Linked DNA regions of Mus musculus: region 2 is linked to region 1. A link is a loop called in an ENCODE intact Hi-C map of the cell type or tissue named here. Cell type or tissue: gastrocnemius. All regions are shown on one strand. Links, peaks and the distances in the headings refer to the core of each region. The heading gives the core; the rest is flanking DNA. Region 1 holds the start of Arhgef18 (rho/rac guanine nucleotide exchange factor (GEF) 18). Region 2 overlaps Arhgef18 (rho/rac guanine nucleotide exchange factor (GEF) 18).

Region 1 (15,139 bases), core at 4,717-12,716:
CCATCACTTTATGGGGTCCAGGTGAGAGAGTTAGACCTTTACCCTAGTCTGGTGTGTCTGATAAGTTCTGGGCCTTGTTTTCCTAATATTATTTTAATATTCATATGTGCCCCCACCACTTCCACTCACCCAAGTAGACTTATGGGGCAGATCCTTTCTGCTCTCAGGAATAAATCACATATCAGTCTGTGCTGGATGAAATGTGTCCGACAGATGAGACCGTTCCTGGGTTCTCAAAATAGAGTCAGAAGCGCCTCGTAAAAGAGTCTCCTGGAGCATGGCACAGTCAAAAAAATAAAAAATAAAAACACTGTTTTATACAATGTAGAGTAACTCAGAGTAGGGCTGTACTAGGGTTCTCTAAAAGAGCAGAACTGGTAGGATGAGTGAACACACACACACACACACACACACACACACACACACACACACGCCTTATTAGAGTAGCTTACAGGTGGTGGCCTCTATAGTCCAAAACTGGCTGTCTTCCTGGTGGAAAGGCCAGGAATCTGATAGTTGTTCAGTCAACACTTGGGATAATCTTTTTGTGCACTGTGTAAAGGTTGTCTTTGTATTATTCAAATGTTAACTTAGGTACCAGCAGAGAGTTTAGTACTGTCTGCCAGGACCTTCGTATTGTTATGTTTATTGGAACATCACCTACCTGAGTATTTTGTAAACATTCTTCCCCATCACCTTCTGACGGGCTTAATAAAGAGCTGAAGGCAAACCGGCAAGGAAAGGCAGAACATCCGGACGGAAGTGGGAAGTGTGGGAAGAACTGAGAGGCTTGAGAGTCACCAACTGGACACAGCAGACAGAAGGAACAGGTGCCAAGACTGAGTATGTGAGAGACAGGTAACAGGTCATGTGCCAGGATGTGGAATAGAATAGTCAGGTTAACCTAAATGAGGTGAGATGGCTGAGAGGTGGCCAGCTAAAGTCTAAGCTTAATAGATAATATGTCATTATTATGTCTATATGACATTATTCAGAAGCTGGCAGGTCGAGGCAGCCCAGCAATAAAGACTGAATGTCTCTGCAGTCCCAATCTGGTGCTGGAGGTCTGGAGGGTTCCTGGAGAGCTTCTGGTCTTCAGTCTAAATTGGAATCCCAAAGAAGTCTGAATCCAGTTCCAATACCAGAGAAGAAATGTCTCAGCAACAGGGTAGATGAACAGACTGGTATGAGTGAGGAGACACTGGAAGATATAACCCATATTCAAAGTGAATCTTCCTACTTCGAATAATCCAATTAAGAAAATTCCTCATAGGTGTCTGCCCAGCTGCTTGGGTTTTAGTTAATTCAATATGTGGTCGAGTTGACAATCAAAGTTAGCCACCTCAAGGGCACAGCCTGACCTCAGCAAGTATACACACACTGTCAAAAATGTATTTAGGCATGGTGGTACAAGCTCTCATTCCAGGCTGAGGCAGAAAGCATGTAAGTTGTGAATCTGTCTGAACTATAAATTAAGTTCAAGACCAAGCTGAACAACTTGGAGAGACCCTGTCTTAAAACAGCAAGGTTTATAATAATAAAAGTGGGATGGGGGTGAAGAGGTGGCCCAGTGGATCAAGTGCTTGCCTCATGAGTCTAAGGACCTGTGTTCAATCCCAGGAATCCACGTAAAAATATCTGGACACGGTAGTACATACTTGCACACTTGGGTAATTCCAGAGCCAGGGACATGGAGATAGGCAGGTTCTGGGGCTTGCTGTCCAGCCAGCGCAGCCTACTTGTTGAATTTGAGGCCAAGGGAGAGACTTCATTTAAAAAATAAATGGGAAGCACCAGTGGTGTGACACTTGAGGTTCCTCCGATGACATCCAAGGTTCCTCTGATGACACCCAAGATTCCTCCAATGACACTCAGGGTTCCTCCAACGACACCCAAGGTTCCTCCAACCTCCACCAACACAGACACACACACACACCTGCTTGCACATCGACACTCACACACAACGCATGATGCATTTAACCACCAGCTTTCAACTGTCCTGAATTCTTTTATCTCATTACATTTTTATTTATTCAATGTCCGTGTGTGTGGCTCTGCATTGCACAGTACACCTGTAGAGGTCAGAGGACAACTTGCAGCAGTCATTTCTCTCCTTCTACTAACCTGGGATCAGGAATCAAATTGAGGTAAGCAGGCTCCTTTATCCACTTAGCCATAACACAGGCCCAACATTCCAGAAGATTAATGATCCACTCCTGGGAGCCAAGACAAGCCGGAGAAGTCTGCAGGGGTCTGGCGAGTCTGAGAGGCTAGATGTGGTTGAGTGTTTGTGTGAGATGCTCTTGTGTCTCCAGATTGGCGCTGTGTAAACATGTGTCTCGGAGGTCTCCGTCTCCTTTGGGGTGGTTTGAATAGGAAACACCACCCATAGGCTTGTGTATTTGAACATTTGGTCCCCAGTTGGTGGTACTGTTTGGAGAGGTTATAGAACTTTTGGGGTACAGCATTGCTGGAGAAAGACTGCCACTAGGGATAAGTCTTGAGAGTATGTAGCTTCACTGCCCTTCCAATTTGCACTCTGCTTCTTGGTGGTAAATAAAGATGTGATCTCTCAGCTTCCAACCCCTGCTTCCTTGCCTTCCTGGCATTAAAGTACATCTAGCCTGTTGCACTCACCTCGTCCAGCAAGAAAAACGCAACACAGTCGGATTCTTCTCAACAGCCTTCTTTATTTCAGGAACACCTTGCTACGGGAACTCCGGAAACCCAGGAAGGACTGCTTATATACACCCCAGCACTGGGGAGAGCTATGTGTCCTCCTGGGATTGGTCAGTCTGCCGGCACTTTGATTTGTATGCACCTGCTCGGGAGGGGTTGGCGCCAGATTCGGGCTATCGCCTGCGCAGTGGCGTTGTTTATGGCGACGGTGTACCGGAGGCCGGCGCCATCTTTTAGGCGCCCGGCTGCCTACACTAGCCCTCTGGAACTGTAAGCCAAAACACACTTTCTTCTGTTGCTCTTGCTTGTGGTGCATCCTGTGTGCCACGGCATGGCCTCACTGTCTATACTCTATGTGTGTTCACCTGTGCATACAGTTCCACATATATGTGCAGAGCCCAGAGTATAATGTGTGTCTACTCAGAGCTTTCTGCGCGTATAGACACTACTATTCTACACAGCATGTGTGTAACTGTGCTCAGCTTCTCATGTCTGTGCAAAGACCAATGTATCCACCCAGGAATCTCTGCATGTGTGAATGCTGCTATTTGTACATTACTGTTTCCCAGAGGGCCACATTTGAGAACTCACAAGAGTTTCATGCTAAGAGACCACTCACTCAGTTCCAGTGTGGAGCCAAGTTTAAACCCTTCTTCTGCTCACCTTTTCAGGTACTGGTGTACCCATCCTGGTAGGAGTGAAGATAGTCTATATTCATTCCTATTATTAAGTGTGTATGTGTGTGTGCACATGTGTGCATATGTGTGCGTGTACCTGTATGTGTATTTGTTTGTGTGTGTATATATATGAATGTATATATGCAGGTGGCTGTGGGTATGTGCGTTTGTCTGTATATGAATATGTGCTTGTGTGTGCAACTGTCTGGGGTATGTGTGTTTGTCTGTGTGTGGATATGTGCGTGTGTGTGCATGCAATTGTGTTGGGTGCCTATAGAGGTCAGAAGGGGCACAGGACCTTCTATAGCAGAAATTAAGCAGTTATGAGCCACCCAGTGTAGGTGTTGGGAACTGAACTCAGGTCCTCTAGAAGACTAGCAAGCACTCCTAACCACTGAGCCATCTCTCCAGCCCTGCGCATACCTCTTGCCTTCTATTTAAACCTACATCTAATACCAGGTCTCTAAGGATGGACTTGGAGGGGAGAGGTGGGAGGAGCAGGGGGCCGTTTGGTCCTCTTACAGGTGCAGCAACCCTGAATAGATACATTTTTTCTACTTCTCACTGTTGTTTGCCCTGGTTGCCTAGACTTCCTCTGAAGACTGGGCTGGCCTCAGATTCAGAGGTGCGCCTGTCTCTGCCTGCCCAGTGGGATTGAAGGCGTGCACCACCACATGCACTTATTTTTGAGACAATGTCTCTCACTGAACCTGGAACACTGGATCAGACTGGGTAGCCTGCCCTTCCCTGGGATTCTCCTATCTGCCAGCTCAGTACTGGAGTTCTCACAGGTGGCCTTACCACACCCTGACTTTATTTAGTCAGGTGGGGGTGGGGAACTAAAATCAATTCCACTTGCTTGCACAGCAAGCACTTGACCCTTTGAGCCATTTCCTCGACTGACTTTCTTAGAATGAGTCGCTGAATCTGGTTTGTTAGGAGACTGCCAGGACTCAAGCTCTAACCTTAACAGCTCTGGTAACAGTGCGTTAGTTGAAGAAGTGGAGTTAGCGGTAGTGGCAGTATTTACACCGGGAAAACAGACAGATACCAAGCAGAATGATCGCTGGTAGACATTTACAAACCCAGCGTTCAGCTCCACATGTTTCCATGGGTCCACACACCCACATATGTGTCTGTCCCCATGTGTGTTCCAGCGTGTGTCTGTCTAGAGACATGTGACTTGCATGTCCCATGTGTCTCTGTTTGTGTGCCCGAGTGTTAGGGTGAGGCCCTCACACCCCGTTCCTCTTCAGCAGTTGGCGCCACAGGAAGCTGCCGGGTGGGGGTTCAGTGCTGCTGCCTCCCCTCCCCTCCCCTCGTGGGAGGCTTTACATTCTTTACTTTACTTCCCCGTGACGCCTACGGCAGGTACAGGCTGAGGGTGGACTCCCAGATCCTCATAACCCACCTCCATTTGTTTTCTCCTCTCCTTGCTGACCCCTGCTGCCTGCTGCTCAATATTGATGAAGACAACCATAAAAAGCCGGTGGCTTAGAAAGAGGAAACTGGGCAGAGTTGAGCCACTCTGTGGTTAGCCTGGCTCATGTGTCCCTTGAAACCCTGGTTGTGTGACATGGGAGCTGCAAGAGCTGTTAACAAAGCCAGTTACCTACCTGAGCAAGAATCGGGAACTCATGGGTGAGTGACTATCTTGAAGAGTGGTGGGCACTTCGGGATCTGCACGTCTGAGAGTCTGTGAGGCAGGAGATTGACTCCTATAGCCGGGACACAACAGTAAGAGAGTGGGGCAGCTGTTTGCACTGCAGAGATCAGGAATCCTAAAATGACCCTGGAGGGTGCTGGGGAGATAGCTCAATTGATAGGGTGCTTGCTTAGCATGGGCAAAGTCCTGGGTTTCATCCCCAGCACTGCATAAGTCAAAGCTGGGTGTTGTACGCTGTCAAGCATCACTTGGGAGATGGAGGCAGGAGGATTAGAGGTTTAGGTTATCCTCAGCTACATAGGGAGTTCAGAGGCCACCTGGTCTAGAGGAGACCTATGATGGAGTCTGAAGGAACCTTTTGTAAGCAAAGCCTGTGTGGGGACGGAGGAGTAGGGGGCCAGGGATGAGGGAGGAAGTCTAAGCGCCTTTTCAGCAGGTGTCCGTGTTTTGCCTTGTTCTGTTTTGTTTTGCTTTTGAATCTGGGTCTCACCATGCAGTCCAGGCTTGCCTCCAACTCCCAGCATTCCTACTTGTGCCTCCCCAGTTCTGGGGTAACAGGTATGCACGCATACCACCACACTGCAGCTTGACCTCTTCACCTTTCAAAGCATTGGCTCTGGGGTTTTGTTCAGCCTTGCCTGACACAGACTTGGAGAATCCTGTCTGCAAAGCAAAATTTTAAGGCTGACATCTGCTGAAAAGCCGATCTTTCCAGGTCTTCCAAATGGGGACCACCCTCTGCTCAATAGCCCTCCAGCTGTAGGCCCTTAACCCTGGGGAGTCACTGGTGGCTCCCTTTGTGGCCCAGTTTGAGGAACCTCCCACAACAACTGCCGGAATGGAGTGAGGTGAGGAGGCAGGCTGTGGTTTGTACCAGGCACACCCAAGACTACAGTTTCCTCAGTTTCTGTTGACTTTGTGCACTCTCGGGTGTAGGAAGGCGACCCCTGGAGCCATGTATCAGTGGATTTAGAGCTGACCACTCTAACGGAGGTGGTGAGTTAGGTAGGAGACAGGCTTTGAATGTGGCTCCCACAGGGCTGACCCTCCAAGAGAGTCACCCTGGTTTCTGAGGGAAAACTCCAAGTTGTACCCACCTTTAAGCACCCTTCTTGTGACTGTAAATTCCTGTCTGAGGCAGCTTTTCATGGGTCTTGAAGAGGACCTAGGGAGATAACACAGAATAAGAACTTGGTTCAGCTCCCCTAAACTCATGAAAAAAAAAAACAGGTTTTGAGCATGGTGGTGCAGGCCTGATAGCTCAGCACTGTGGAGGCAGAGACAGGATCACTGAAGCTCTCCGACTAGCCAGTTTAGCTGAATCAGTGAACCTCAAGGAGAGTCAGGGAAAGCCGGTCTCGAAAATAAAAATAAGAAAAAATAAGGTGGGAGCCAGCAAGACGGTTCAGCAGGTAGAGGCTAAGCCTGAGGACCCGAGCCTGAGCCCTGGGATCCATACGTTGGAGAGAGAACTGACTCCTGCAAGTTGCCCTCTGACCTCTGCTCACGTTCTGTGGATTGTGCCCACACGTGCAAATTAATAATCAACTAATAATTAACTAAGTTTATAAAAAAGACAGAAAGCGATTGTGGGAAACACTCCATGTCAACCTCCTGCCTCACACACATACACACTTGTACACACACCAGCATGTGCTCATGCATAGGTCACGCGCATGTGGTTAACTGCAAACTCCTCAGTGAATCTGGACTGAACCATCTCTGACCCCCAGGTCTCCCCAACTCCCAACACCGATCTAGGAATGCGCTTGGGCTCACTCCTGTGGTTAGTGCTGGAGCGTCATTTTAGATAGGTCATGTGTTCGAATCCTAACATTCCCACCTCTGGGTGACATTGCACAACCTCTCTGGGCTTCTATGTGAGGAAAAAGTCCCGAGGTCACACACGAGAGATGGTTGAGCTTGGTGCCTGGCAGATTGTAGCAGCTCAGAAAACATCAGTCACCCCGCCCTTTCCTTTGTTCTGTGTTCTTGTGGTGAAGTCTTGCTTCCTGGGCTGTCCCCACCCATAAAACATGTATATGTCACAGGCACTTCCTGTGTTTTACCTCAAAAGAAAGCCCAGTGGAGTCGGAGGGGTAGTTTGGTGGCGAAGAGTACTTGCTGTTCTTGCAGAGAACCAAGGTTCAGTTCCAAGCACTCACGTGGGGTGGCTCACAACCACCTGTAATTCCAGCTCCAGAGAGCACAGCACCCTCTTCTGATCTCCAAGGGCATTGCATGTCCAGTGCTCATATGGTAGGTATACATACATGTAGGAAAAACACATACATAAAATAAAAAGAAATAAATCCTCTTTTAAGGCTCATAATATACCCATCCCTCAGTTAGTTCCACTGCCCCTATTTCTCTGAGATTTTCTGTTTCCTTTATCCACTATCAACCTAAGTCTGAAAATCCTACTTAGCATGAAGTATCCTGAAGGAATTGGCATCACTTTAATTACTGCTTTTATTGTCTTTTATGTTTGATTTTTTTTAGTTTATCCATTTATTGGTTTTAAAATGTGTTCTATTACATTTCTTTATATGTATGTGTGGTGTGCACATGTGTGCATGTGTGTAGAGAGCAGAGAATAACCTGTAGAAATCAGTTCTTTCCTTCCCACCATATTGGTCCTAAGAATCAAACTCAGATCGTCAGACTTGCTGGCATGCACCTTCTCCTAACTGAGCCAAGTCGCCAGCCCTGTGTTGCTGATTTTCAGGATGATTTTCTGTGGGGGATGGGAGCATATGAGTACAAGCACCATAGGAAGCCAGAAGAGGGAGTTGGATTCTCTGGTGCTGGATTCACTGCTTATAAGCTACCTACCTGGTAATAATGCTAGGAATCAAACTCAGACGTTCTGGAAGAATAGCACATGTGCACGCACGCACACACACATGCATGTACCCATACACACATGTACACATGCATGCACACAAACACACATACACACATGTACACATGTATGCACACACATACATGCACACATACACACATGTACACACATGTACACACATGTGCACACACACATACAGAAGTCAGGAACAACTTTTAGGATTCGGTTCTTTCCTTCCACCATGTAGGTTCCAGAGATCTTCTGGTCTGGGGGCTAGAGCCATCTACCAGCCCTTGTTTTGTCTTTTTAGAACAGTCTTTTCAACCAGGCTGAATCCAAACCCATCCTGATCCTCTTGCCTCGGTCTCCCAAATGCTGAGATTACAGCCATGCAGCTCCATGCTCAGCATTGATTGTTCTAGTTTATTACTGGCTACACTTGTCGATCTCTGACTATGTCTAATTGAACTTCATCATAGGTATGTGAGCCTGGGGGAAAGTTTGTATGCAGCAGCTATTGCCATGGTTTCAGGCAACCACTTAGGACATTCAAATGCACTCCATGGACTGGAGTGATACTCAGTTGGTAAAGGAAAACACATTAATGATTAACTCAAGAGTCACCAATAATCAGTCAGTGCCAAACTAAGGGAAAGAATTAAAATCACTCTGCTTTGGAACAGTTTTAGAAAGGTAGAGGCTAGATTTGAATTCTCTACTTCTTTCTCCTTATCTTCTATCATCTCCTTACTGTCCACTGTCTGAGTCTGAATAGGTGCTAGACTGTATGTTGCCTTGTAAATCTATCCCAGTGTCTGTGTGTCCATGACTAAGTGCTTTGCTCTGTATTTATTGAACTGCAAAGAAAGAGCCACAAAGGGAAGGAATGGGTTTTTTTTAAGAAGAAGGGTTGAAGTCACCTGCTCCAGCTGACTCATGTAACAAACACAACTGGAAGCAGACTTATGAGCCTATGTTGAAACCTCATTTATGGTAGTTATTTGTCTTATAAGGTTCTTTTAACCTGTTGGCTATTTGATAAACAACTAAGCTGAACCATCGAACATGAGATGCTGGACCACATTCTGGTCCCTTGCAGAGAGCCTTTGGGTTCTCAAGGGTGCCCCTTCTCTCCTTGTTCCTTTCCTCTCTTCTGTTTCTCTTCCTTCCCTTGCTCTTCCTTCCTTTCCTCTTCCTCCCCTCCCCTCTGTTCCCTCTTGTTTCCTTCCCAGGGGAAGATAGCAGTCAGCCAAAGTCAAAACATGTAGGACGCACAGAGAGAAGACCAGAAAGAGACTTTGGGGACTATTTGGGTTCTGAGGGGGGAGGATTCAGGATCGTCTCTGGCTTGGTGGGGGCAGAGGCGGGATGGGAGTGGGTCAATGGTCGGGTGCAGGGAGACAGGATCATAGATAGTCCCAGGTTTACAGTTACGGTGGTTGGAGATCATGTGCCTCACACCACTATTCTGGAATTTGCTTTCAGTACAGTATTGCCTGAGTTTCATAGACAATTCAATATTTTATTATGAGGGAAGAGGGACTATGTAAGATGAGTTTGCCTTAATGTGAGCTTCTGAGTGTGTCCTGAACCAAGTAGGCAGAGCCTGGAATTTGGGGCCATTCGAGAGGAAACCAAGCATGGGGCTTCTACCACCAGGGGGCAGCACCCGCATGGACAAGTGTAAGTTTGCCATGTACCTGCACATACACGGCTTTCAAAACCACCTAATATTTGTTATTATTTTACATTCCCATGCCCTCCCAACCTATCCGCTTCTCTTGCTTGACTCCCCTCCCTTCAAATAGTTTTCATTTCTGCATATATATATATATATATATATATATATATTCAAATATATCATTATTCTCTTGACTTCCTCCTTTCCCTAGCTTTGACTTCTTTCTCCCTCATACCATACTATACTAGTCCCTCTCTCTCTCTCTCTCTCCCCCTCCCCCTCTCCCTCTCCCTCTCCCTCTCTCTCTCTCTGACAGTTTCATGTAGCCCAGATTGGCCTCAAACTTTGTATAGCCTCTCTCATACATATAAATATATATATATACTCTAGATTATGCATGTGAAAGAAAACATGCAACATTTCTATTCCCAACTCTGCTATACCTCACTCTTGGTGATCTTCAGTTCCATCCACTCTTCTATGAATGACATAATTTCATTCTTCACAGCTACATGAAGTTTTCAGTCCATTTTAGCCTTGAACTTCTGATGTTCCTGCCTCCACCTCCTGAATACTGAGAGTCACACTGTCTACAGCCACACCTAACTACACCTTGATGCTCAGATGTGGGTCCACCTGCACAAGTTGGAACTCAACACCTGTCATCCCAGTCATGAGGAGACAGAGGCAGGAGTCAAGAGGACCAGGAATTCTGGGTTGTCCTCTGCTCTATAATAATATTGACCAGCCTGGAGTACTTGAGGCCTTGTCTCAAAAAAGTCAGTTGCCTAGCATGAAGGAAGCCACAGGTTCTGTTCTCAGCACCACATATACCAGGCATGGAGGTACATATGTGTCATCTCAGCACCCAAGAGGTTAAAGGACAAAGGTTAGATGTTAAGAGCCATCCTCAACTACACGGTGAATTCCAGGTCAGTCTGGGTTACTCAAGATCCCTTCTAAAAGAAAATCTATATTCTCCCTCATATGTAGACTCTATCCTACAATGCACACAAGTATACTACACAGTGTAAGCAGCTGTAAGTGTAGACACAGCCTAACCTTGATGGAGCTAAGGGTGAGATTAGATGATGAGAAAGGGCATGAGGCAGGAGAGAGGATATAAAGCTGTCTTAGTCAGGGTTTCTATTCCTGCACAAACATCATGACCAAGAAGCACTTGGGGAGGAAAGGGTTTATTCAGCTTACACTTCCATACTGCTGTTCATCACCAAAGAAGTCAGGACTGGAACTCAAGCAGGTCAGGAAGCAGGAGCTGATGCAGAGGCCATGGAGGGATGTTCCTTACTGGCTTGCTTCCCCTGGCTTGCTCAGCCTGCTCTCTTATAGAACCCAAGACTACCAGCCCAGAGATGATCCCACCCACAAGGGGCCTTTCCCCCTGATCACTAATTGAGAAAATGCCTTGCAGCTGGATCTCATAGAGGCATCTCCTCAACTGAAGCTCCTTTCTCTGTGATAACTCCAGCTGTGTCAAGTTGACACACAACTAGCCGGTACAAAAGCTAACAGGTTTTCCTAGTTTCAGCTCTGCTATGCTTTTGGTGTTGTGTGTATGGTGTATACGTGCATGGAGATGTAATTGGAAGTGATAGCGAATCCTCACAGCTTCAACGAGAGGCTACTCTGACAGCACAGAATTCACGGAGATGCACCAAGTGAGGCACAGGGTGGGTGTTGGTGTGAGTGGCTTCCCTAAACCAGTTGTGTGATCTTTTTATTTGAGTTAGTCAGAACAAAGTGATTTTATTTTTTTTTTGGTTTCAAAAAAATTGACATTAAAAGAAAAACAAGAGCTAGAGAGGTGCCTTAGCAGGTAACACGCTGGCTTTGCAAGTTTGAGGACGTAAGTTTGGGTCCCAGGACCCATGCAAAAACAGCTGAGCACTGTGGTGTGTACTTAAAACCCCAGCTCTGGACAGTCAGAGACAGGCAGACAGACCACTAGGGAACACTAGCCAGACAGCATAGCCTAATGGGAGAGCTCCAGGCTAATGAAAGATATTGTCTCAAAAATAGTATGGACATTGATCCTCAGGAGTGACTAAGATTGACTCTGACCTTCAAGTGCATATTCAAGCACACATGTACACCATATACCAGAGTCATACAGTCACAAAATCATGTGTATGTGTGTGTGTGTAATAGAGAATTTTCACATTTTCTATGTAAATAGATAATTGCCCTGTCAAACACACAATGAGCACAGAAATACACAGAGAGGCAGACTGACAGACATAACCAAGCTCCCCTCAGATGCAGGGTGGGCTTGTTGTCTCTCAGGAGTGTCTTGTTGGGCCAGAGTGAGTGGCCCCCTGGGTCTGGACTGAAGGAGACCTGGAGGCGCTGAGCCCTGCTTTGCCTGTAGCCCCAGGATCTGCCCCTCTCCACTGTTACAATGTCTAGCTCTCCTCCTCCAACCCAGGCTCCCGTAAGCTGATGTCTCTGGCAGGCCTTGAAGGCAGTCTCCGCCCTCCCCCCCCCCCTTGCTGGCAGGGATCCCCAGTCTAAGCTTCTGCTCCCTGGGGCCGATCTGCACCCTCCTCACATGCATGAGGTACCCATGGCTGACTCGGTGCTCAACCACTCCTGGCCGGCTCTCTCCAAGCTGTGGCTGAAGAGATGGGCATTTAAGCGAGGTAAGGAGGCAAGCAGTGGACCGCCACCCAGTCAGACACCCCTAAAGCACTGGCTAATCGTCCGCACGGGAGGTTTGTTTTTGCTTGGTTTTTTTGTTTGTTTGTTTGTTTGTTTGTTTTTTTTCTTAGCTGATTGACAGGCTTTGCCCAAGTCAACCTCAGAGACTATAACTGCCAATTTTTCCCAGAGCACCAAGGACCTTAATGAACATTGGGGCTCCTTTTTTTTTCTCAGAGAAAACGTTTCCCCAAGGCTCTGTGAGAAATTTACAGTAGGAAAATCCACCACATCACCAGCTGGTGAGCTCCCTTCGGGAGCTTGGTAACTGAGCATGGGTCCCTAGCATCGTTGGCTCCTGGAATGGTGACAGGACGAGTAAACCATCCAAGGCAGACAATTGAAATGGGGAGATTGGAGGGGGTGAGGGACGTAGTCAGTAGGGTGCTTGCCTAGCTTTCGTGAGGTCCCACCCCAGTATGCTGTGACTTGGCCGTCATGCTAGCACTCAGGAGGTGGAGGCAGAAGGATCAAAAGTTTAAGGTCATCCTTGGCTACATAGTTGAATTCAAGGTCAGCAGGGACTCCATGAGATTATGTCTCAAAAAAGAAAGAGAAAAGGAGATTTTAAATTCTGAAGCATGCACCTCTCTCAAGCGTGCACACTTATGCAAGCACACACACACACACACACACACACACACACACTGGTTCATGTTCTTTCTAGGGTAACGGGGGCCTTGGTTTAACTATGTAGGGATTGGATTCTTAGATTACATTCCCTGTGGCTTGCATGAGCACTCCTTAGGATGAGACCATGTTCTGTTCCCTCCCTATCTCCCTCCCTCCCTCCCTATCTCCCTCCCTCCCTCCCTTTCTCCCTCCCTCCCTCCCTCCCTCCCTCCCTCTTGAGAGAGCATCTCACAAACCCTAGGCTGGCCTCAAATTCACTATGTGGTCAAGGATGACCTTGAATTCCTGATCCTCCTGCCCTGAACTGAGCATGGCACCCTTGGTTTTCTGGCCCTCTATGCCTCCATCTTCCCATAACTGCTGGTCAGACCTCTATCTATCCCAGCCACCTGCAGATATCGTATGTTTCCCTGTTCAGAATATCATTGTTTCTGTGATGAAGGGAACGGTGTACCTGAGAGTACCACCAGGTCATCTGATTCACACACTCTCTTTGTGCTGAGACCGGAAGACCCAGAGTCTATGGCTGGGGCTGGAGAGAGAGAGGTGGCCTGGGAACTGGGGTGCAGTTAAAGAACAGTCATCAAGATGGACTTACTGCCCACTGTTGACCTTCACTGAGGCTGGGCTCAGAGAGGCTGAGCAGCCTGCTCACACAGCCAGCACATACAAGGAACTGGAATTTGAAACCAATTCAGTTCTGGAGCCGCTTTTGTGATGGGTTCTATCGTTAAGCAGAGATGCCCACATGGGATGTCTCCCAGAGCCAGTGGAGGGTACTAAATCCATCTGTAGTGGCAGCCTGGGAGAGTTAGCTCACAGGGCATGGATCCCTAAGGTGTCCTCCTGCCGCCTGGGTCTTGGATCCTAGCCATCCAGCACGCCTTGTTTTTGGGTTCAAGCAGGTTGAGATGATGATTTGTAGGCCAGCAGCAGGTGGGGGAGTGAACTGTAAGCGCTGACAGTGACTCTTACACCCTTTTATGGCTGAGGCCACAGGGGCTGGTGGGGGCGGGTGATGCTGCTCTCAGTCTGAACCTAGCTCATTAGAGAAAAGCCAAGGATCCTGAGTCCCTTTCCCTGTGCAGGCCTTGCCTCGTCTAGCTGTCTAGCTTTGTTAGGTGACTCCTTTACCTTTGATTCTCTTGTCATTAGTCCTAAAGCACTGGGGGAAAAGACAATATGTGAGTGTGTGTGTGTGTGTGTGTGTGTGTGTGTGTGTGTGTGAGAGAGAGAGAGAGAGAGAGAGAGAGAGAGAGAAAGGCATGCATGGGCCTCTGCTCACCTGTCTCTACCCTCAAAGCAATAGGATTGCAAGTATTCATGGCCTCATGTGGCTTTTTACACAGATGCTGGGCACTCCGGTCCTCATATTTAGGGAACAAATGCACTTCCCTCAACACCAAGAAGGGCTTTCCCATGCTCCTTTAAGATTCAGTAACTGACTCTCTGAGTCCCTCATAGGACCCTCTGGGGAAATAACGAGGCTAGACTACAGAGCCAGGCACAATGTGAGAGATGACTGAGACCTGCTATGCCCCCATGCCCAGGGCAGAGGGGCTCTCTATTCTCTTCCCTCAGCTGCTACTATAGTACCACCTTCTGCTCATAATTTTTAAGTTCCTTTGCAGTCAGTGACGATGCAGTGGTCTATATCTGCCCTGTGGTCCCTTTCTCTCTGGCCTCTCAGCCTCAGTTCTGCCCACTTGCATCTGTAAGACTCCAGCCCTGCAGATTACCTGAATGTGCATCTCTCCATCTAGCTAATCTCCCCACCCACCCACCGGTCTACCCATCCATCCGAGCATTCTCCCTTGCAGCCCTCCACCCAACCATCCAGCCTGGGATCTAGCCAGTAAACTAGCTAACTGTCCTATATTTCTATCCTTCCTCTGATTCATCCGCCCAGCCATCCTTATATCTATTCTTTCTTTCTTCCATACAAACTGTCATGTAACTATAGAACCATTCCAATAGATAACTATCTGCCATCCACCCATTCACTCATGTAACTCTACATCTTCTATCTGACTAGTCACCCAGCCAAACCTACAGTCTAGCCAGTCCAAAATCCATCCACCTCCTACCCAATCACCCACCCAATCTCCTAATCATCTATCCATCTATTCAACCAACCATCAATCAATATCCATTCATCCATACATTTAACTACCTACTTCTCATCCATAAGTCATTTAGCCATCAACCTGTCAAATCAACCATCCTACAATCTTCCATCT
Region 2 (15,139 bases), core at 2,914-10,913, 93 kb after region 1:
TTGGGGTGGCAGGCCTGTGACACCACAGCTGGCCTAACGTTACAGTCCTATAAGGATACCAGTTATGATGGATTAAGGCCAGTATAAAAACAAACCTTTAATGTGATTATATACTTAAAGGTCCTGTCTCTACACACCATCATGCTCTGAGATACTTTGGCTTAGGACCTCAATATATGAATTATAAGAGAGTCTGGCATCCAGGCAGTGGTGGCACATGCCTTTAATCCCAGCACTTGGGAGGCAAAGGGAAGTAAATCTCTGAATTTGAGGCCAGCCTGGTTTACAGAGTGAGTTCCAGGACAGCCAGGGCTGCACAGGAAGAAACACTGTCTTACAAAACTGAGGTGGGGAGGGGGAGTGTTTGTGTGTGTGTCTGGGTGTGTGTCTGGGGCAGTTTGACTCATAGCACTACTTAGAGTGTGCCTTTGGAGGCCAGCAAATGGTTCAGTGGGTGAAGGTGCTTGCTGACAAGCTTGCTAACCTGACTGAGTTCAGTACCCAGAACCCACATGGTGGAAGGCGAGGACCAACTCCCACAAGTTGTTCTCTGGGAAAACATAGTCTCCACAAGTGCATTGTGCATACATGTGCACATACACACAAAACGTTAAAAAATATTAATAATAAAAGAGAGACCAGGTATGGTGGCACACACCTCTAATCCCAGCACTTGGTAGGCAGAAGTAGGTAGATATCTGTGAGTTTGAGGCCTTCCTGGTCTACAAAGTGAGTCCAGGACAGCCAGGGCTTGGTTACACAGAGAAACCTTGTCTTAAAAAATAAATAAAAAATAAAAATAAAGCAAAGGAGAGAGCTGCCCTTTTCTGGGTGGGTGGTGAACTCCCAGCACTTAGGAAGCTGAAGCAGGATCGCTATAAATTTGAGGCCAGCAGGGTTTCACAGTGAGTTTAAGGCCAAAAGAACCCATTAAAAAGAATACTAGGATATCAGTTGAAAAGTCTCCAGTTAGTAAACCATTGCTGCTTTGTGCTTGAAGACCAGAATTCATTCCCCAGAATCCATACAAAAAAGTAGGGTGTGGTGACATGCACTTGTAACGACATCCTATTGCCACCTGCCTAGCAGAGTACCAAGCACACTTGTGACATCATCTAGGAAACCAAAGTAGATGGCACCTGAGGAACGGCAGCTAAGATCACTCTCTGCCTTCCACACGAATGTGTATGCACACTGGGAGTCAGGGCACAGCTCACCTTGCAGTCCCCCTCTATACCGGCCTTCTCTCCAGACTCCAGCGTTTGGATATAGCAAGACTAGAGTTAAGTTTCCATCACCTTCCTCCATGCAGGACTCAAAGCCACCCGTCATCTCTCTGCAAAAGCTCATCGTGAGAGAGGTAGCCAACGAGGAGAAGGCCATGTTCCTGATCAGCGCCTCCATGCAGGGGCCAGAGATGTATGAGATGTACACCAGCTCCAAAGAGGACAGGAACATCTGGATGGCCCACATCCGCCGGGCCGTGGAGAGGTGAGACAAGCTCAGGGTCTCCCTCCTGCCTGGCTCATGCTCTTGGGTTTGAGAAACCACTCACTTGTGGCCTTGATCTCCCAGACAGACCACTTGGTTCATTGTTTGGTATGGTGGGTGGGTGGGTGGGTGGATGAGTGGGTGGGTGGGTGGGTGGATGGATGGGTGGGTGGGTGGGTGGGTGGATGAGTGGGTGGGTGGGTGGATGGATGGATGGGTGGGTGGGTGGGTGGGTGGATGAGTGGGTGGGTGGATGGATGGATGATTTTGAGAAACAGTCTCATGCAGCTCAGGCTTTGCTCCAACTCACTTTGTAGCCAGTGATGATCCTGATTCCTGCCCCCACCTCCCGGGTACAGGGCTGAAAGGAATGCACCACCACACCCAGTGTATGCAGTGCTGGGGATGGAACCTAAGCTTCACGAGTGCTTAGTGAGCACCCTAGCACTTGTCATAACTGAACTGACAGAGTCTAGTCCTTCTCCTTCTAGTAATAGCAACCTGTCACCATGCTCACACGGCCTGGATATCTCTGTATCCAGTGAATGAGAGGCCAGGCACTTCTAACTTGGACCTTTATTGCGGGCCACTCAGCTAAACAGCTTGAGGCCAGCCTTGTTAGAGCATGTTATAATGCCCTATCTTTGTTTTCTGGGCTCCTGCTTTACACTCCCGCCATGCTTAGCTCTGAGTGGCCCATGGCCTCCAGTGCCTGACAGTCATCTGGAAATAGCCACCTCCATGCCACATGAGAGGCTGGAGCGAGAGTTCAGTGGCTAACGGTGCTTACTGCTTTTGCACAGGACCCAGGTTAAGTTCCAGGTACCCACATAGGGTGGCACACAACTGCCTGTCATTCTAATTCAGGGGATCTCATACCTTTTTCTGGTACCCACAGGTACCTGCACGTACATATGCACATACATATAAATTAAATACAATAATAAATAGTTACTAAGAAAGGTATACAAGAAGCTGAGCTTGGTGGTGCATGCCTATACTCCTCATATCAGCAACCTGAGGCAGAGGGATCACAAGTCATCCCTTTGAGAACTGTCATGTGTTGTTGGTGCCCTTGTCTTCCCTTCTCTTCCTCCAGTCGAAGTCCCCCACAAAAGCACAGGCCTGGGGCTATGACTGATTATTGATAGAGTGTTTACCCAATGTGCACAAAGCCCTCACTGCAAACCCCAGCACCATATAGCTCAGTTTGATGGTGCGTGCCTATATTACAGCACCTGAGTAGTAGAGGCAGGAGGACCAGACATTCAACATCATCCTTGACCACAGTAGATCAATGCTACCCTGGGATGACACATGGTGCCTGTTGTCTTTAAAAAGCAAAACCAAACAAACAAAAAACCAGGCGGTGGTGGCACACACCATTCTTTAATCTTCACGGTCAGAGAGGTAGAATCAGGAAGATCTTGAGTTGAAGGCTAGCCTGATCTACAGAAGGAGTTCTAGTCAAGGCTACACAGAAATCCTTACTTGAAAAACAAAACAAACAAAACAAAGCAAAAAAATCAGCAGTACAGGGTGGGGATGTCGGTCAGTGGAGGAGCCCTTTTATAGCTAATCCTGGCCCTGCCCCAGGAATCTTTTTCATAGTTACATGCCTTTATCAGAGCAGTGAGCTATGGCATGCATGTGGAGGTTGGAGGATAACTTTGGGCAGTCAGTTATTCTCTTCTATCATATAGATCCTGAGGGTAGAACTCAGGCACCAAGGCCAGAAGAGGATATTGGATGTCCTCTGTCATTCTCTGCCTTTACTGCTGAGACAGTCCCTTCTAGATCTAGGGCTCCATTATCCCCCAAGCTATCTTGACAGCACAAGAGGGTCAGGAAGAGATTGCTCTGCAGTACTGGTGTCGGGACAGCTAAGCCACGAGACACTGATGGCAGCCGTCTGTCCCCTCCTCTCCCTGCAGCTGTCCTGACGAGGAGGAGGACGTTTTCAGTGAGGCTGAGGAGAAAAAGATAGCTGAAGCCCGCACCATGAAACTCCAGGAATTTCAAGGTAAGAGGGGTCAGCACCTTGGGCAGGTTCCTCTTGCAACCCGTGGGCCCACATCAAGCTTGTGTCACTTCACTGAGGTTTAATGCTCTTAGCATAAGGTTCGCCCGTTTTGAAGAGTTCAGTTCAGGGGCTCAGTAGGGTTGACTAGCTTCCCCTGGGTTCCAGCATCAGTACCACACATACACAAGGACATGCATGGGTCAGGAGTTCAGGGGCATCTTCAGTTATGTGGTGAGCAAAGCTTGCCAGAGCTAAAGGCCAAACAAACAAATAAGCAGAAGAGTAAAAATTAAACAGCACAATAAAAAATAAGTACATGGAGCTGGGTGTGAGGCAGAGGCAGGCAGATCTCTCGAGTTTGAAGCCAGCCTGGTCTACAGAGTAAGTTCCAGGATAGCCAGGGCTACACAGAGAAACTGTCTCGGAAAGAAAAAAAAAGTATTATGTATGTGGGCAGTGGACATACAACCAATGTTCTTAACCACTGAGCCATTTCACCAGCTCCAGGAGGCTGAGCTGGGAAGATTAGTGGGAATTCGAAGGCAGCCTGTATTAAAGATAGCTTGCCACCAAGCCTAACAATCCATAGCCTGGCTGTAATTGGGTGACCAAGGAATGGGGAAGCTCCACCCTATGGGGGGGTGGGGGGATAAAATCCTATCGCAACAAAACAAACAGGGACTGGAGAAATGGCTTAGCAGTTAAGAGTGCTTGCTGCATCACCATGTAGGCCAGGGTTCAGACCCAACACCTACATAACGAGCCAGATATCCTATGCACACACGTAGCGACAGGTCTGAAAAGTGAAGGCAGGATTTGCTGGCTTTCAGCATAGCTGAGAAAGCAAAGCCCCAGTTTGGGAAGAGACCCTACCGCACGTGAATACGCAGAATGATGGAGAAGCACACCTGACACCCTCTTGTGGTCTTCAAGCGTTTGCACAGATGTGCACACCCAAACATATTCATGCACGCTCATATGCACAAATAAATAATTTGGGAGGCTTTTTGAAACAGGGTCTCTCTATGTAGTCCTGGCTGTATTTCGTGGACCAGAGATGCCTCTGTCCCCCAAGTGCTGCAATTAAAAGCGTGTGCCACCTTGCTCAGCAAGTAAATGTTTAAAAAAAAAAAAACAACAGCAACAACAACCCAGACTGGCAAGGTGGATCAATGTGTAAATCCTTGCTGCCAAGCCTGATGACCCAGGTTTAATCCTCTGGTCCCACCCTCACAGCCTGACTCCAAGGCCAGGTCCCTAAGGCTGACCACCACCTCTGGGTTCTCCTGTAGAGCGACTGAGCCTGAAAGACCAGCTGATTGCCCAGAGCCTTCTGGAGAAACAGCAGATCTACCTGGAGATGGCTCAGCTGAGTGGGCTGGAAGAGTCAGCCCAGAACCGAGGCCTCTTCCGAGGAGGAGGAGACCCCTCTGAGACCCTGCGGGGGGAGCAGATTCTCAGATCGGCCATGAGTGAGAGTAAGTTAGCCTCCCCACTGAGCTATGCTATGATATTCCAGGGCGGGTTACCTGGGGGACCAAAGCCAGGCTCAGTTCTCTATTGCTCACCCAGGACCACCGTCATTTTGCTTTTTTTTATAATCCAGGGAATGGAATCCAGCATGTGCAATGGCTCTACAGCTGAGCTCTACCCAAATCCTTTAAGCACTTACTCAACAAATGCTCCCTGGGTGACCTTATGTTCTGGGGTAGGGGGAGGAGGGGATAAAGCTTGAGCCTAAGAGATGGCCAGCAGGTAAGGGTACTAGCACCCACATACGACAGCCTGAGCTCAGTCCTAGAGATCCACATGGTACCAGGAGAGAACCAACAGTACAAATACAGGTTGTCCTCTGACCTCCACACGCGTGCTGTGTCACATGTGTACACTGGAACACAAACCAATTAATCAGTGTAAGCTAGATTGTTGTTAGGAAAACATAGGTCCCTAATAATATCCTCAGGAAAATACATATGCTCTTTTGAGGGACTTCTGGAGTACAGAATGTACCCTAACCTTGGGCCAGAACATTACCTCTAGCTCTGGCAGGCTTGCAGGCTAAACGCCCGTGGTGTAAACCATGGGGTATATATCACCTGCCGTCTTCACACAATTCTAGCTTGACCATACAGAGACACCTCTGCCAACCTCAAAGCTAGACCTGGTAAGGGCAGCCTTTATTGCAACAGGACCACCTAGCAGTACCAGTGCAGCCACCAGGGCTCCATGATGTCGAGCAGGGTAGGAAACCAGTGCTTAATGGCTCTCTTCCATCAGCAAGTCAGATCACTCAACCCTTTGCCAGCACAGATTAGCAAAAGACCCAGTGGGTGTCTTGCTCTCTCCAGCAACACCTGCAATGCCCTTTCACCTCTGCCTCCTGGGCTATTGTTCTTTGCCTCCAATAACACTGACAAATGTGGCACTTGGACTGGGACTATTTTCCCTGCTTCTTCACCTGGCTAGAGACTTTGAAATACTAGCAGGCCATTGAACGGTATTAGACCACTCTTACCCTCATGGATAGCCCTCTTATGTGGCTCTTCATTTAACATGTGTCTCTTACTAGACCTAGGTAAGGACTGGTACATCACATCCCTAGGCCCAGACAGGGAACTGATGACAGACCCAAGTAACATTAACACCAGTCCAACTTGGTGAATCAGTAAGTTTGTTTGGGTCATCTACAGGAAGGAGCAGGGATGAAGGTTTGCTTACAGCTTAAAAGCAGCTGTATCACTGAAAGCTACCCCAGCCTAACAAAAGCTAGGACCTTGAAACTTTCTTCAAGACTTGCAGGTGAATTTGGCTGGACAGGTTGAAGAGCTCTTCTCCCCAGCAGTCCTTTCTGTAGGTAACCTTTAGTAAGTTTCAGGAACTTCGTGAGATTTGTACATTGTTGAGTTCCTGAGTCTTAACAAGCTTCCCTTCAGAACTTCCTGAATCTTAAGGAGCCTATCTCCAATGGCTGCCTGATTGCCTTGGCCTCTCCCTTAGATGCTGAGGATGATGGGGGCTCTGTTGTTAGAGTGCTTGACTAGCACTGGCTTCTACCTTCACCACTGCCTAAGCTGAGGTAGTGGTGTATACCCTTCATCTTAGCACTCACTGCCACACTTGCTCCTTGCTCATGTCTGGACTTCCCCACTACCCGTAGTATAACCTCATCACCTGCTGACTCATGTCCCCCACCTCTCCCTCACAGTTGAGGGCATCCAGAGCCTGATCTGCCAGCGGCACCTGGGCAGCACCAGTAGCCAAGTGGAGGAGGGAAGTGTCTCTGCAGGCCTGCCTCGGCGGGCTGAGACCTTCGGGGGCTATGACAGTGTGGGAAGCCCTAGCAAGGGTAAGTGTGTCACTTTCCTCCGAGGCTGTGCCTTGGGAAGCCCATGCGCAGCAGATCCAGTGTTATGTACGGTGTAATTTCTTGAAATTTTAGTTTTGAGCCTTAGCCTTTAATGGCCAAGTTATCTCTCCAGACTTGGGAGTGTAATTTCTGACTGAGAACATTCCTCGGATTTCTGGGTATTGTGGGCTCTGTACTACAAACAAACAAATAAAAAATAAAATAAAGCAGGCCTCCAGGAATACACTAGCCTGCATTTATTACATGGGCTGGTCTCAGAAAAGGGGGATCCCAAGCCTTGTGGGATTCATAGCATCCTCTTGTTTTCTGCTTGGGGTCTCCAGGTGGCAGCTTTAAAAGGAAGGTATCCAACAGTGACCTCAGGCCCCAAGACTGGCAGGGACCTGCTAGCAGCCCAGACTCCAGGCCCTGTGACAACAGCGCCCCCAGTGGCTGCTGTGAGGAATCGCCACAGGCTGTAAGTGGCTTCTGATCATTTTGATTTGCATGGGTAAAGACAGTCCACGTTGACATAACGCGACAGCCTTCAAAATTACTCCTGCAAACTCCTGGGAATGGCAGGTAGTAGCTTGGGAAGGAGGCAGAGGGGAGGATGGACACAACATAGTTGCCTCAACTTCATCAGGTCCAAAATGCCCCACATTGTTTCCACAAGCTATACAGAGTGTGTGGTGACATCTGCCAGGGCTCCTGACTGGCCCTTCCCTTTGACGCAGCGCATCCATTGCTGTTGAGGTTTCCAGAGGCTAAGGCTACCTGCCCTGGCTGTCTTGAACTTGAACTGGATGTGTATGTGTTTATTGCATGAACAATAAGCTTCATAAGCAACAAGCTTCACTTCCAAGCCCACCCTACTGTAGAGCGTCAGCCACCCACCCATCTCCCAGCCATCCCAAAACCTTCGTTTTCCAGACTCTCAGATAGGCATACATCAGATGGCCATAGTCACAGCCCAGCACTGAGTTCTGTCTCCTCCCGTAGTGTGCTGTGGTGGTTTAGATCCCATTTGATACTGTCATTCTTGTCTTAATAGGTGGAGATGCCTAGCACAGAGAGCCTGCCCACTGTCCTGGAATTAGAGGTACCGCCCCTGCTCCATCTCCCACAGGGACAGCATGCCCATATGCCCTATGTACCATCATCAAGTAGACCAATTTGGCTTTCTCTCTGCAGCTGGTCCACCGGGTCCAGACACTGTCGCAGTTGCTTCTTAGTCTCCAGGTACCTGCAGCATTAGGGAGGGACTGGCTGCTCCTGCCCTTCACTGATGGGCTGGGTCTAGCCAAGGGCATGACTCTCATCAGACCCACCCCGTCCCTGTCCCTGTCCCTGTCCCTGTCCCTGTCCCTGTCCCCAGGCGGTCATCGCTCAACAGGATAGCTATGTGGAGATGCAAAGAACGGCCATCCAGGAGCGCGAGAAGCAGTTCCGGCTGCAGTCAACACGTGGGAACCTGCTGCTGGAGCAAGAGCGGCAACGCAACTTTGAGAAGCAGCGTGAGGAGCGCGCCGGTGTGGAGAAGCTGCAAAGCCAACTTCGCCAGGAGCAGCAGCGATGGGAGCGGGAGCGGGCACGCCAGCAGCAGGAACTGGAGCTGGCCGGTGCGCGACTGCAGGAGCGAGAGGGCGAGGCACGCCAGATGCGCCAGCGGCTGGACCAGGAGCGCACCGAGCTAGAGCGACAGCGCCAGGCCTACCAGCATGACCTGGAGCGTCTGCGTGAGGCCCAGCGAGCAGTGGACCGTGAACGTGAGCGCCTGGAGCTGCTGCGCAGGTTCAAGAAACAGAACACTGTACCAGGGGCACTGCCCCCGGAGGTGCTGGCAGAGGTTAGTGGGCCTGTATGGCCAAACCCACTAAGCTGGAAATGTGGCTCAGTTTTGTGCTTGCCTAGTGTGCATGAAGCCCCTTGTTCCAACCCCAGCACTGTATTTAAAAAAAAAAAAAAACATCAAATGTGGTGGCATAGCCCTGTTATTCTAGCACTGAAGAGTTAGAGGTAGGACATTAGAACATCCTTGGTTACATAGCAACTACAAGACCATTTGGGCTATGTCAGACCCTAGGGCATTGGTGCCGGGCCTAACATCACATACTTTTTTACCTTTAATCCCAGCACTTAGAATACAGAGATGGATCTCTGTGAATTTTAGGCCAACCTGGTCTACACAGAGTTCCAGGACAGCCAGGGCTACATAGAGAGGCCCTGTCTCCAAAAACAAAAAAACAAAAAAAAAGTTTATGAGTAGTCAGATATAAGTTGTGTGGCCACATTTGAGAGAGAGAATATGAATATGGCTCAGTGTGACCATGGGTATACACATACTGATGTGCTCCAAGAACTGTCAATCACCAGAAGCAACTATAGATGGAAGCAGTGCTCTGCAGAGTGCAGAATAGACCTTCCTAGCTGCAGACTGGATGCAGAGCTGGGTGGGCAACACCCATTCATCTCTGAGCATTTAACAGCCATGTTTGATCCTCCCCGGGCCAAAGCCACCAGAAGGCTAGGAGGCCTGGTGTGGGTTAATAGCCACCAGCAGGCTTAGCAGCAGTAGGATGTGTCTTCCGTTACTTCCAGGCCCAACCTGCAAGCCACCCTCCCAGCTTCAATGGCGATGGGCTGGAGGGGCACTCGGCCCCAGCCAAAGCACCAGGAACCCAAGGGAGCGCGATGCTACATGGCACAGGACCTGACAACGTAGAGCGACCCGAGGTGGCCCGCTGGGACAGTGCCCCCCCTGAGAGCCGGCCAGCCAAGAGCGATGTGCCCATCCAGCTACTCAGTGCCACCAATCAGATTCAGAGGCAGACAGCCGTGCAACAGCAGATCCCCACCAAGCTGGCCGCCTCCACCAAGGGTGGCAAGGAGAAGGGCAGCAAGAGCAGGGGTTCCCAGCGTTGGGAGAGCTCAGGTGAGCTGCACCCCACCCCCACCACTCAGAGAAGCTGCACACCCCTCCCAGTGGACCTGTCCCAGCAGCATATCTGGAATGCAGACAGGGAGGCAGATAGGCAAGCACCAGTGTGCGCAAGAAGACAGAGAGGTTCACTTTTCCAGTTGCATTTCTGTTGTGATAAAATACCCTGACTCACAGTTCCAGGTTTGAGTCCATCGTGGTGAGGAGTCAGAGCAGTGAGAGCTTGAGGCAGCCTCTCATAGCCATTCAGGAGCAGAGAGAAATGAATGCATGTATGCTTAGTGTCCGGCCAGCTTTCTCTGAACCACGGCCCAAACCTAAGAAATGGTGGCGCCCCAGGCTGGGACTTCCACACCAGTTAAGGCAAATAAGACAGATACTCACAGATCAGCCTGATGTAGAAAATCCTTCCCTGAAACTTTTGGCCCAGGTTGTGTTGACAAAACTAACCATCATGCTCATTTACTTAGGGCTTACCAGCTGAGGCACAGGACAAACACTAGGGCTGTACCCAGCATCTTTGTCCCCTCACCATAGAGATTCCCTATCCCCTGTTGACACAGAAGGTATTGTGGGACTACTCCGTAAGCAGAATCCATGTCCCAGTGATCATGGGGAAGGGATGTCTGCTTGGAAGCCACACACTTCTCTCTTGCTGACACTGAGTGACTCCATGCCACCTTTCAAAGTACTTATCTGGTGCCCACTCGGAAGTACGAGTAGGGAAGACCCACCCCACCAGATGGCATAGAGCCGGGTCCTAGCGCCTTCCCTCTTCCAGCGTCCTTCGACCTGAAGCAGCAGCTGCTCCTCAGCAAGTTCATAGGCAAGGATGAGAGTGCATCACGGAACCGCCGTTCACTGAGTCCCGTCCTGCCTGCCGCCCATGGGTCTGCACCTGCCTCAGGTGAGCCCAGCCACTGGCCATTGTGAGCCCAGCCACTGTTTGTGGTGGCATCTGACACTCCCGTAACCACCCCCAACTCTCTTCCAGACCCCTGCTTCCCAGCCCCAAGCCCGGCCCCAGCTGCCACACCCCCCGAGGCCTTCAAGTTCGGAGGCACATCACTACCACCTGTCTCCCCAGCTTCCTCGCTGCCAACCACACCACTCGCCACCACAGATGAAGTTAGTAAGGAAGATGTCATCTTCTTCTGAGGGGCCATGGCCCCAAGGGCAGACCCCTTTCTGTCCTGATACCCTTTATGTCTCTGGGGATCCTATGGGTGACTGTACTGTCTGGCCGTCCCCTTCCCCTGCACAAGCACAGCCAGGCACTTGTTCCCTTGAGATTGCCCAAATGGTATGCCTTGAGTCTCACAGCTCGCTATAGATTTAGTGGCAAAACATGGGTAGCCCCCTTGAACACACATACATACATGCATATATATGTATATGTGTGTGTGTATATATATATATATTATATATATATGTATGTGTATATATGCTCAAAGTTCTTTTAAGTTGAAGGTGGAACCCCCCAGAGGTATAAAGCCCAAGACTTGGGAGCCAGCCAGGAGACAGAGCAGGGCAGGCAGGTCTGAGAAGATACCGGCTCCAGGGGCAGACTCCATAACCCCCAGGAATCTCTGAATTAAACTGAGTCATTTTGCACCAGAAGGCACTAGAATCACCCAGAGTCCAGCGAATCTCCACTTCCAAAGCAGCAACTGGCACTGGCCACAGCCTTGACCAGAAAATGGCCTGGGCAACTCCAGAGGATACAGAAAGACTCAGGCAGCCCCGGGCAATCCATGGAGCAATGGACTGGATCTGCGGGTTCAGAAATCAATCTGATGAGGGGTTACCAACTGTCACTCCTTGCAGTAGGCTGGGGTCTTCCCAACTCTGCTTCTCAGGGGGCACCTGCCATGTCCGCCCATCCACCTTACCTGGGATGCAGAACCCCAGTTTCAGCAGGGCAGCACAGACCGTGTTTGATCGCTGTGAAATGAGCAGATTTTTCCTGGTCCTGTCAGTGTTCTCACAGAAAAGCAGAGCTAACACATTCAGGGACATGTGGAGGAATAGCCTAGTGACATTGCCGGTGAGTAGCCACAGATGGCCATCTTGGTACCACCTCAGCCTGTGCAGGAGTCGGGACAGCAGCTGGTCTTCTGGTCTGGTCTTGTTCCTAGACCTGGGCAGGTCTGAGTTCCAGGTCTACCACATTTAGACCTGGCTGAGGTCCAGAATCATCCCTTAGCCAGGTTTCCCTGCTATACCCTACCCTGAAGTACTAACAACAGGCAGGACCAAGTCCTACGCTTATGGTTCTTAGTCTCCAGAGCCCATCGTCCTAAGAAACCACTACAAAGACCCTGCCCTGTGATACTTAGGTAGACAGTACCTTAGATGGTCTGCAGACTGCCAGGCCATCCCCACCTCTGTGGAACAGGGAAGTGTCAGAGGCTGCTGGCATGAGCAAGAGCCCTCCAGAGCCAAGACCTAAGCACTCATGAGCTCAGGGAGCGACTGTGGGCGTAGTTACCAAGAATCCAACCGCGAGCTAGTAAGACAACAGGGTGCTGAAAGTGGTGGTCTCTGACGACTTCCGGGTGCCAGGAATGGAGCAGGGTCCCCCTTGTCCTCATCCCTAGGCCTATGGACCCCAGCACCCGAATAGCTCTTACTCTTGTCCTTCTGTTTCTATCTTGTGTCCGGAGTGTGTCTATATCTTCCAGACCTCATTGTGCCATGTTGCTAATCAGTGTTTTGTGGTTTGTTTTGTTGGTTTGGGTTTTGTTGTTGTTGTTGTTTTGTTTCTGTTTTTGTACTGAGATGTATCTGAGCACTTTAGAAAAGCTGACTTTTAAGTTCCCACTCTGTGAAGAGAACATTCCAGTACCTAACAAGAGCTGGGTGGGCTCACCACCAGACACCATGACTTTTTGGATTTAGAAGTTCAAATGGTTTCCACTTGGCCCTGGGAAGGATTCAGTGTATCCCCCACCAGGTGGCCAGGTGGTTCTCAGCTGTGTACTGTAAACAGTAGGACAGTGTCATCAGTTACCTGTCACCAGCAGCCATGGGTCCCTTCCTGGCAGATCTCATTTGTGAAGATGGTGAGCCAGCAGCATTCAATCTCCCTTGTCAATCGTGTCCATGATCTTCGCCTACCCCTGATTATTTTCACAGCGATAGCAGAGCATCCTGGCAACAGGGTATTCTGGAACCACGCTAGAACTTGTGACCAGATTCTAGCAATAAAATTATCCAGAGCATCTCAGGCTGAAACAGACCTTCTTTGGGGATTGGGAATGCAGAGCGTGGAGCTGTGCCCTGCCAAGGTTTTTGTTGATAAGGAACACAAATGTCGAAGGTGAGCCAGTGCAGAGTAGATCCGAGGATGTGGTTCAGTCAGAAGAGCCTCGCTGAGCATGCATGAGGCCCCACATCCTATTTCCAGTTTGGCATGGTGGGGCACAGTTGCCATCTCAGCACTCAGGAGGCAGAGGCAAAGGATCCGAGGTGTAAGGTGGGGCTGGGGAGATGGCTCAGTTCGTAAAGTGCTTGCCATGCAGGTGTGAGGGCCTGAGCCAGGTTAAAAGCCAGACTGAGCAGCATACATCTGTAATCCCAACACTCATACAAGATGGGAAGCAGAGACAAGAGACTGGCCAGCTAGCATACCGTACACAACAGTAAGCATTGAAGAGACCCTGTCTCAAGCACCCAAGTTTGTCCTCTGACCTTCACACACACACACACACACACACACACACACTTTAGTTATTTACTTTTTTATTTTATGTTTAAGGTCTGGGGGCTGGAGATGTGGTGGTTCAGTGTTGAAGAGCACTGGGTACTCTTTGACATGGCCTGGGTTTGTCTCCCATGGTGGCTCCAAATCATGTTAACTCCAGTTCTAGGGGACCCAACCTCCATAGGCACCAGGCATGCGTGAGGTACATACACAAGTAAGTCTTTTTCTGAAAAATAAAAGTTTAGTTGGGTATGGCGGCACACACCTTTAATGCCACCACTCAGGAGGCAGAGGCAGACAGACCTCTATGAGTTTGAGGCCAGCCGAGGCTACATAGGGAGTACATAGGGAGACCATGTCTCAAAAAGAAGTTTCACGCGTCCTTGACTACATAGTAAATTCAAGGCAACCTAACCAAATAAGACCTTGTCTCAAACACAGAAAAATAAGCTGTAATGGGGACTGGAGCTCAACTGATGGAGGACTTGGCTGGTACACATGAGATCTTAGAACCACTGCACAGCTCGGGTGGGCTGCCTTTTCTAGAAGTATCTGTCCTTTGGTTCCATGTCTGCACCATACACTGTTCATGTCAAAGTCTTCCTGTGCAAGGCTTGGACCTCAAGCTCAGCCTGTCTTCCTGGCACCCTGACTAGGTAAGGCACTCATCTGAGAGCCTCATGGGCTCAGTCTTTAGGTGGGGAACAGATACCAGGACTCCTACCTGATGGTCTTAAGAGTTCGAGCAGGTGGGACCACCAGAGATAGGAGCTGATCCTGGCCTACTCATGAGCTCTGCACAGGTGCCCATAAGCAAAAGGGTGGAATGCTTTGCTGGGGTCCTCTAACCCTCCACCCCAGTGGGTCCAGCATCCCGGTGGCCCACAAACACCTATCTTCCACATTTAAAAAAAAAAAAAAAAAGTTTCTTGGACTTTGGCCAACACCAGAAGGGGAGAGGGCCAGAGGGCATTGTATCTTGACAGTAGAGCACACAAGTCATCCATCCCTAGTAGGGAGGGGGAGAAAGGGAAAGAAAAGACATTGCTGTACTTAGGAAGGAGCCTTGCCTGTGCAGCAGGACTGTCTCAAGACAAACACAAAAGGTTGGATCATATAAAGTTCAAGGGCCACTGTCTCCTAGGCTGGGCTCAGAGTCTCGCAGACATGCTTAGCTTTCAGATCAAAAACGATGCATGTGAACAGGTGAAGGCCCCATGAGTACTGGCGCCTGCAGCCAAGCCTAACAAACCAAGCTCAATCTCTAGGACGTGGATGGTGAGAGCCGTGACACACACGTGCACACACACACACACAAATGTAATAAACACTCAAACTGCTTAAGAAGAAAAGGCACAATCTACCATGGTCTCTTTGATAGAGGACACAAATCCATCTACACATCTTCAGAGAGGCCGACAACCATGGCCTGGCCCCAGCTTAAATGGGAACACTGCAGCCCTTGAGGTCCCTCATTTAAGGGTGGCCTTCCTGGAGGCAGTGACCAACAGTTTCCCTCTGAGAACCACAGGAAGTGCAGAGCGTGATCCTAGTCCTGGGCTCAGTGGGCAGAGGTCAGTCAGATTCTGAGGCCAGTAGGCTGGGGGGTAGAACAGAGATGAGTGGTTTCCC

What was found. Peaks named below come from ENCODE experiments on the same cell type or tissue, not always from the same donor. Only the 100,000 strongest peaks of a DNase experiment are listed, where the experiment ranks them.
Region 2: a loop joins it to region 1, with 6 times the contacts of the local background. A loop is called at or near these places in 15 of 42 quality-filtered maps.

The regions. Positions count from the first base shown.
Region 1 is chr8:3,348,734-3,363,872 of GRCm38, forward strand. It overlaps Arhgef18 (rho/rac guanine nucleotide exchange factor (GEF) 18), which reads left to right and starts at 4,704. Exons shown (of 29, transcript NM_001370668.1): 1 at 4,704-4,997. The coding sequence starts at 4,994. Gm30369 (a long non-coding RNA gene) reads right to left here and starts at 6,976. Exons shown (of 5, transcript XR_870091.2): 1 at 6,866-6,976; 2 at 6,120-6,187; 3 at 4,973-5,074; 4 at 130-1,201. In gastrocnemius, for the core only: no CTCF peak of the experiment used is centred there; a DNase peak (open chromatin) is centred at 9,525; H3K4me3 peaks cover 543 bases.
Region 2 is chr8:3,443,577-3,458,715 of GRCm38, forward strand. Arhgef18 (rho/rac guanine nucleotide exchange factor (GEF) 18) reads left to right here. Exons shown (of 29, transcript NM_001370668.1): 19 at 1,313-1,491; 20 at 3,426-3,514; 21 at 4,807-4,992; 22 at 6,720-6,860; 23 at 7,205-7,338; 24 at 7,915-7,962; 25 at 8,055-8,102; 26 at 8,239-8,709; 27 at 9,462-9,795; 28 at 10,583-10,708; 29 at 10,796-13,025. The coding sequence ends at 10,959. Pex11g (peroxisomal biogenesis factor 11 gamma) reads right to left here. Exons shown (of 5, transcript NM_026951.3): 5 at 13,529-15,139. Among named protein-coding and RNA genes, the nearest start is that of Pex11g, 17 kb to the right of the region's middle. In gastrocnemius, for the core only: a CTCF peak has its summit at 7,310; a DNase peak (open chromatin) is centred at 7,293.